Linked DNA regions of Homo sapiens: regions 1 and 2 are each linked to region 3. Evidence: read pairs that join two places in POLR2A ChIA-PET (ENCODE). Cell type or tissue: OCI-LY7. All regions are shown on one strand.

Region 1 (2,500 bases), 99 kb before region 3:
AACCTAGTTCTTAGAAGAATTGTGCAAATCAGTAGCCAAATCATGTGGGATGGAATTCAAGATAACCCTGCCTTATACCAAACTCTACATTATGGAAAATAGTGTTAGAGCAAGATTCATTTTCAGTCCTTAGAGTTACCTGAAGTCCCTTCCCAGTCTACCCAAATGTTTCTGCCCTAATCTGGTTAAACTCAAAGAGCATCTGCCAGATGAGTTAAAAATTGTCAGGTGAGTCTGAGGGGGGCATCATGGTAGTTTTATAAAGCCTTTCTTTAAAAAATCAAGAGCATGTTAAAAAAAGAAACTACCGGCTGGGTGCAGTGGCTCACACCTGTAATTCCAGCACTTTGGGAGGCTGAGGTGGGCGGATCACAAGGTCAGGATATCGAGACCATCCTGGCTAACACGGTGAAACCCCATCTCTGCTAAAAGTACAAAAAATTATCCGGGCGTGGTGGCGGGCGCCTGTAGTCCCAGCCACTCGGGAGGCTGAGGCAGGAGAATGGCGTGAACCCGGGAGGCGGGGCTAGCAGTGAGCTGAGATCGCGTCACGGCACTCCAGCCTGGGCAACAGAGCAAGACTCCGTCTCAAATTAAAAAAAAAAAAAAAGAAACTACCTGCTATTGGAGTATAATGGTTCATATTTCCAACTCTTAGGTGGAATGTATTGTTTTTGTGTCTGAAAGATTTGTAAATGCTATAATTTAACAACATTGCTTCATAAATTCCTTAGCAGTAACTCAGGAGGTGAACCTTCGGGCATTTTTCCAGATAAATCTGTGCTCTTTGTGTGCAAAGCATTGCTGCTTAGGTAACTAGTGATAATGCATAGGGTTCAATCAACACTTCAGATATTTTCACTTTTCTTTTACTGGGCTTTTTCAAAATGGCATATGTTTATTATATTTCTGAAGTCAAAATACCAAATCTAAAACAAGTGATTTTTTAAAAAAAATCTCTCAGCTGGGCGCAGTGGCTCACACCTATAACCCCAGCCCTTTGGGAGCTGAGATGGATCACTTGAGGTCAGGAGTTTGAGACCATCCTGGCCAACATGGTGAAACCCCATCTCTACTGAAAATACAAAAATTAGCTGGGTGCGGTGGCGGGCACCTGTAATCTCAGCTACTTGGGAGGCTGAGGCAGTAGAATTGCTTGAACCCGGGAGGCAGAGGTTGCAGTGAGCCGAGATCTTGCCACTGCCCTCCAGTCTGGGCAACAGAGCAAGACTCTGTCTCAAAAAAAAAAAAAAAAAAACTCTCTGCTAATTATTTATTACTGTTGAAATGCTGCTTACCATGGCTGACAATTTTGAACAAAAGTAAAGAATATGTCTACGATGTCAAAGTTAGCAATTCTTTCCCTAATTCTCCTTTTGTACTTTTGCTTATAAGACCTTAGTACATTTCATAGTCAGAGCTTCATAGACCCAGCTGTGTATCTTTCCATGGCCAGGCTGAGTGTCTACATTTTGAAAACATTTTAAAGTTAAAATTCAGTTCAAGAATATTGTCTTTAGTCTACCAAAAGGGCTAAAAACATTTACTTTGGCCAAACGTGGTGGCTCACGCCTGTAATCCCAGCACTTTAGGAGGCTGAGGTGGGAGGATCACTTAAGGTCAGGAGTTCGAGACCAGCCTGGCCAACACGGTGAAACCCCATCTCTACTAAAAATACAAAAATTAACCAAGCATGGTAGTGTGCCCCTGTAATCCCAGCTACTCAGGAGGCTGAGACAGGAGAATCATTTGAACCGGGGAGGCGGAGGTTGTAGTGAGCCAAGATTGTGCCACTGCACTCCAGCTTGGGTGGCAGAGCGAGACTGTCTCAAAAAAATAAAAATAAAAATAAATAATAAAATAAAAACATTTACCTTGGTAACTAAGTGAATATTTACTCTGGTGGATGTAAGGGGAAAATAAAGAAAAAACGCCCAAAGCACTGATTGTTTGTTCAACAGATTGTAAACCATGGCTGTGTGGATACAAGCTCAGCAGCTCCAAGGAGAAGCCCTTCATCAGATGCAAGCGTTATATGGCCAGCATTTTCCCATTGAGGTGCGGCATTATTTATCCCAGTGGATTGAAAGCCAAGCATGGTAGGTGAACAAGGATGTTTGCATCATATTTTGTGAAACACAAGAATATTGGAGTTTGTTTAGAAAGATGTCATGATGGCAACTTTCAAAGTTGTATTTTTAAACATTTTTAAATGTGATCCATAAAAAGGTATTTAAAATTTTTTTTCTTTTTATAGGTGAAAGGTATTTAAGCCCATCTTAGATTGAGGGGATGGAATAACTCTTGGGATTTTTAAAACAGGATTTGTTCCCCTTTAATAGTAAATACTGTCTAAAAGCATTAGAATATTACTGCTAAGAAAGAGCAGCCAACAAATATGTTTCGAGTGCCCATGGGATGCCTAGCAGTGTCCTAAGTAGTAGAATTTATATGAAAAAAATTAAAGCCCAACATTGTGTTGTAATCCCAACACTTTGGG
Region 2 (2,500 bases), 250 kb before region 3:
CCCAAAGTGCTGGGATTACAGGTGTGAGCCACCGCGCCCAGTAAGTATCAGTGAAATTCTAACATATATCTGAACAGTAAAATACCACCAATAGGCTGAAAGACTTCATGGGAGGTAAATATTCAATAAACAGGTGAAAAAAGAAATACAAATGGAGCTTGCTTAGATTATTTTTCTAATTGCTATGTCTAACTTGGGAAGTGAGGAACTGTTTTTGGTCAGCATAATTTACCATCAGAATTTAGCTATTTACTAATGAAAAGAAATACTAATCTAGGTTTGTTTTAGATTAAGGACAGTCATGACCTAAATGTCATTTAAACCAGAGTGCATTGTGGCTTGATCAGTGGTCATTTCTGTCTCTAGAAAGTTGCTTTAACTTCTCTGCCTCTACGTGTCTCTTGACATTCAGATATGAGGTGGGGTAGAGGTGGTGACCAACTTTCCAGACGCCTGAGTCCAAACCTTCTTAGCTTATGGTTTTCTTAGGTGATGTGCAAATCAACAAATATATACTTTTTTTTTTTTTTTTTTGAGTTGGAGTTGCACTCTATCACCCAGGCTGGAGTGCAGTGGCATGATCGTGGCTCACTGCAACCTCCTCCTCCCGGGTTCAAGTGATTCTCGCACCTCAGCCTCCTGAGTAGCTGGGATTACAGGTGCCCGCCACTACGCCCGGCTAATTTTTGTATTTTTAGTAGAGATAAGGTTTCACTATATTGACCAGGCTGGTCTCAAACTCCTGACCTCAAGAGATCTGCCCACCTCAGCCTCCCAAAGTGCTGGGATTACAGGCGTGAACCACCTTGCCTGGCCAACATATATATACCTTTTGCAACTTTGTCAGAGTTGCTATGAAGAATAAGTTGTATCTTGTTCACAGAAATTGCAGTCTACTGGGGGAGCTGATAAATGTTTTAACCATCCAATGTAACATGTTGTCATCAAAGAGATGGTGAGACTTTACACTTGTGCTAACAAGGTAGCTGTTCTACATAAAAGAACATACAGTACAGATGTAGAACTTTTCTGTTATCATAGAACGTTCTATTGGACAGTGCTAGGCTGAATGCTACAGATCTTCAGAGAAAGGAGAGGTTATGAGGCCTGGAGTTGTCTAGAAAGTCTTTTTGCCAAAGAGGGATTTCAACTGGGTCCCAAATAATGGGTGGAATTTGATAGGTGTAAAGAATTTGCGGTGGTTTATGCCTGTAATCCCAGCACTTTGGGAGGCTGAGGCAGGAGGATTGCTTGAGCCCAGGAGTTTGAGACCAGCTTGGGCAACGTGGTAAAACTCCCTCTCCCCTAAAAATAAAAAAAATTAGCCAGGCCTGGTGGCGTGGACCTGTAGTCCCAGCTACTGGTGAGACTAAGGTGGGAGGATCACCCAAGCCCCGGGGGTTAAGGCTGCAGTGAGCCGTGATCCCGCCACCGCACTCCAGCCTGGGTGACAGAGTGAGACCCTGTCTCCAAAAAAAAAAAAAATTCCTGGTAGCCCGGTAGACTAGGAGGGTAAGTAGGGGAGAAGTGATTACTTACAAAAGACATTGAATACAGGACCAAGGAATTTCAGTTCTGTTCTTTTGTAGGGGAAGCTTTTAAAACTTTCGGGGCGCCGGGCGCGGTGGCTCACGCCTGTAATCCCAGCACTTTGGGAGGCCCAGACGCGCGGATCACGAGGCCAGGAGATCGAGACCATCCTGGCTAACACGGTGAAACCCCATCTCTACTAAAAATACAAAAAAAAGTAGCCGGGCGTTGTGGCGGGCGTCTGTAGTCCCAGCTACTCGGGAGGCTGAGGCAGGAGAAGAGCGTGAACTCGGGAGGCGGAGCTTGCAGTGAGCCGATATCGCACCACTGCACTCCAGCCTGGGCGACAGAGCGAGACTCCGTCTCAAAAAAAAAAAAAATAAATAAATAAATAAATAAATAAAACTTTGGAGCCGAAGCACTGATGTTTAATCATAGAGTGCTTACTATGTGTTAGGCACAGGCCTGATTGCCTGATGCTGGTTAATTTGTACAAAGTAAATCAGTGCATATGCCCTCTGCCCTAGGGGAGTTATTAACTGGAGTCTGACATTGTACAAAGGTAGGTATCCTGACTAGTTTGATTTGGTACTTTGGGTGAAAAAAGTATAGTGTGCTTAAGTGCAGAAGTGTTTTTTGAGGATTTTTGATTGGATACAAACCACCACTCATATTTTATGTCTTTGGCACTTAAAAATTTCACCATAACTTTTGAGTCATTTATAAAAACCACTGAAAGAGTACTTGAGGGACATCCCCGAATCCTGAAGAACTTCTGGTGTTCTGGAGCAGCCTCAGTGAGATCCAGGAGGATGGCATTGCTGGGCTGGCCCAGCCCTTATTGATTATGGTGTAAAGAATTAATATGGTGGTTATATACTCTTTGTTAGACACCTTGGCTTACAAGACGTAAGCGTAAAGTGTAGTGCGCTTTAGTCAGTATGGCCACATGGTCCTTTGGTGGTAAATT
Region 3 (2,500 bases):
ATAGTGTGACTCCAAGTCCTTATACATTCTCTCCCCTTTCCTGTGGAAGACATGAGGTTGGGACTGGTGCTTGTTCTTAGTGGCCTCTGAACAAGCCAGGGTTCTGATTTGGATGGTGGGTCCATGGCAAGGAGAATCTTTCTCCCTAGATCTGAAGCTCCAGCACGGCCATTGTACTTGTGAAAAAAAGTCAACTTTTTTTTGAGACAGAGTCTTACTCTTTTGCCCCAAGCTGGAGTGCAATGGCGCGATCTCAGCTCACTGCAATCTCTGCTTCCTGGGTTCAGGCAATTCTTGTGCCTCAGCCTCCCAAGTAGCTGGGATTACAGGCGTGTACCACCACGTTGGCTAATTTAAAAAAATCAACTTTGACTGTAACTTTAGCTCTTATGGAGAATTTGATTTTTGTCTCAAAGAAGACTTTGAAAACTATGTCAGTTTTGGCTATAATTCCATCACCTGACTGCACAAGTGGATAATTTTTGCCAGGGGTTCAAAAAGAAAGATTGCCAGTAAGACACACATCCCTGGGAGGCAGGACAGCTCAGTGAATGCATTCACCTTTACTACCTGCCATGTCTTCAGTTTCCCAGGCTTGGGAGGAGAGGGTATAATGCTTCCTGGGGCTCTCGGTCTGGCCTTCCCCTGGCTTAGACACCCTCATATCTCCGTGCGCCCTTCCTAGCAAAATTGGCTTCCTTGGGCTTTATTGACTGCAAAGGTTGGACACCACTGCTCATTTGATCACCAAGCAGGGCCAGGCAAACCACTAGGCAACAGACCGTAAAAAGTGCTGGGTGTGCCTGCTCAGGTATCTCTGGAAGGCAGGATCAGTGACCAGGCAGAACATGTCACCAGCTAGTTCATGCCAGGGAGAGCCTGTCTCAGTTCATTGGGATGGCCAGAGTCTGTTCACCAACAGTCTTGGAGAAAGTGTTACAAATAACCCTGTCAGTACTCTTAGCTACTGTTTACTCAACATGATGTGTGTGAGACAGCTGGCAAACACTGCCATTAACCCTGGTGTGCCCCATATTAGTGATGAGAACACTGAGGCTCAGCTCAGGTGGCTTCTACAAAGTGATTCAGAAGTGGCAGGAGACAGTCACATCTGTGGTGCCGAAAGCCAGTGCCTGTGCTCACTCTCTCTCTGCCAGATGCTCTAGCCCTGGCTGTGCTTCAGTGGGTGTGCTTCACCTGCAGATGCTGGGCTCTGTGCCAAACCTTCATGAGAATCTCGAGGGGCTGGCTGCACAGATGACTTCAATGTACAGACACCGTTGAGAACCACTGCAGGAGAGTTATTTGTCTCCCCTTCTGGCTTGTTTTTAAAAATCACATTCTGTTCCTCTAACCCTGTGGTTTGGTAGTGACAAGACTTAGATCTGTTACCTGTATTTTTCTCGACCTGTAGGTGCTGGTTACTTCCCAGCTCGGTACCCTAAGCACCAGCTGCTTTGGTTTTTTTGGAATCAGAGACTTGGTTTTCTATTACCATCTCCCAGTCCATTCATACCTCCTCCTCCAGTGCCCCAGCCACAGACCATTGCTCAGCCAAGACTCTGTGTCACGTGGATTCATGGTAATAACCAACTTGTAATTCCACTGTGGTTTTCCCTCTGTTGCTGTCGCCCTGCCTGGCTCTGGGCGGCTCCTCCCACTGTTGAGGGCACTCAGAAACTGCAAGATTACTGTGACTGTTGCTAGAGCCAGCTAGAGCTAGACCTTCCTGGACCAGCAAAGTTGCTGCCACAAAAAAAGAGAGTTTCATTCACCTAGCAGCCCTAAACCAAACATAGGGCAGGCACTGCCTCCATTGTTCTTCCACAGCAGGGAGGATGGCATCATGTCTATGGTGGGTCTGGGGGGTTCTGTCACCTGTAGGCTGGGTGACCATGAGCAGGACATTTAATATATGAATGTTAAATTATCTATCTGAAAAATGGAGGTTGTCGTAAAGCTTGAAGGAGATAATAGTTGTGCAATTGGGAAGCTGAGGCGGGAGGGTTGCTTGAGGCCAGGAGTTGGAGACCAGCCTGGGCAACACAGTGAGACTCCATCTCTGCAAAAAAAAAAGAAAGAAAGAAAGAAAGAAAATTTTAATTAGCTGGGTGTGGTGGTGTATACCTGCTGGAGGCTGAGGCAGTAGGATCTTGGAAGCTGCAGTGAGCTGTGATCACACCGCTGCACTCTAGCCTGGGCAACACAGTGAGACCTTGTTTCTTTAAAAAAAAAAATTATTTCCTTCCATCAGCACTCTTTGAGTTCCTAGTATGCACATAGGCACTGTGAGGAAGGCATCTCTAAGAAGCAGAAAGCACAGACCTTGTCTCTTCATTGACTGAGGTGAAATGAGAAAGCGTCTTAAACTATGAAAAATTGAAATGACATAACTTTGAAATATTTACATGGTATTTCTGGTTGCTAATTGAGACCCACCACCCCGTACTTCCTTCCTTGTACTTTTGGGGAAGAGGTGGGCCCCATTTCAAACCTCTTT

What was found. ChIA-PET counts read pairs that join two places held together with the same protein. Peaks named below come from ENCODE experiments on the same cell type or tissue, not always from the same donor. Only the 100,000 strongest peaks of a DNase experiment are listed, where the experiment ranks them.
Region 1: POLR2A ChIA-PET joins it to region 3 with 25 read pairs; 2 of 35 experiments call an interaction of 5 or more read pairs at or near these places.
Region 2: POLR2A ChIA-PET joins it to region 3 with 15 read pairs; 8 of 35 experiments call an interaction of 5 or more read pairs at or near these places.

What each region holds. Positions count from the first base shown.
Region 1 is chr17:42,231,599-42,234,098 of GRCh38, reverse strand. It overlaps STAT5B (signal transducer and activator of transcription 5B), which reads left to right. Exons shown (of 19, transcript NM_012448.4): 2 at 1,962-2,099. The coding sequence starts at 1,972. Among named protein-coding and RNA genes, the nearest start is that of GHDC, 38 kb to the right of the region's middle. In OCI-LY7, no CTCF peak of the experiment used is centred here; no DNase peak of the experiment used is centred here.
Region 2 is chr17:42,383,543-42,386,042 of GRCh38, reverse strand. All of the region lies in intron 1 of STAT3 (signal transducer and activator of transcription 3), which reads left to right. Among named protein-coding and RNA genes, the nearest start is that of STAT3, 3.6 kb to the left of the region's middle. In OCI-LY7, no CTCF peak of the experiment used is centred here; no DNase peak of the experiment used is centred here.
Region 3 is chr17:42,132,281-42,134,780 of GRCh38, reverse strand. The region is part of intron 1 of RAB5C (RAB5C, member RAS oncogene family); the gene reads left to right. Among named protein-coding and RNA genes, the nearest start is that of HSPB9, 11 kb to the right of the region's middle. RefSeq lists enhancers at 859-908, 1,479-1,528. In OCI-LY7, no CTCF peak of the experiment used is centred here; a DNase peak (open chromatin) is centred at 1,190; H3K4me3 peaks cover 1,987 bases; H3K27ac peaks cover 2,500 bases.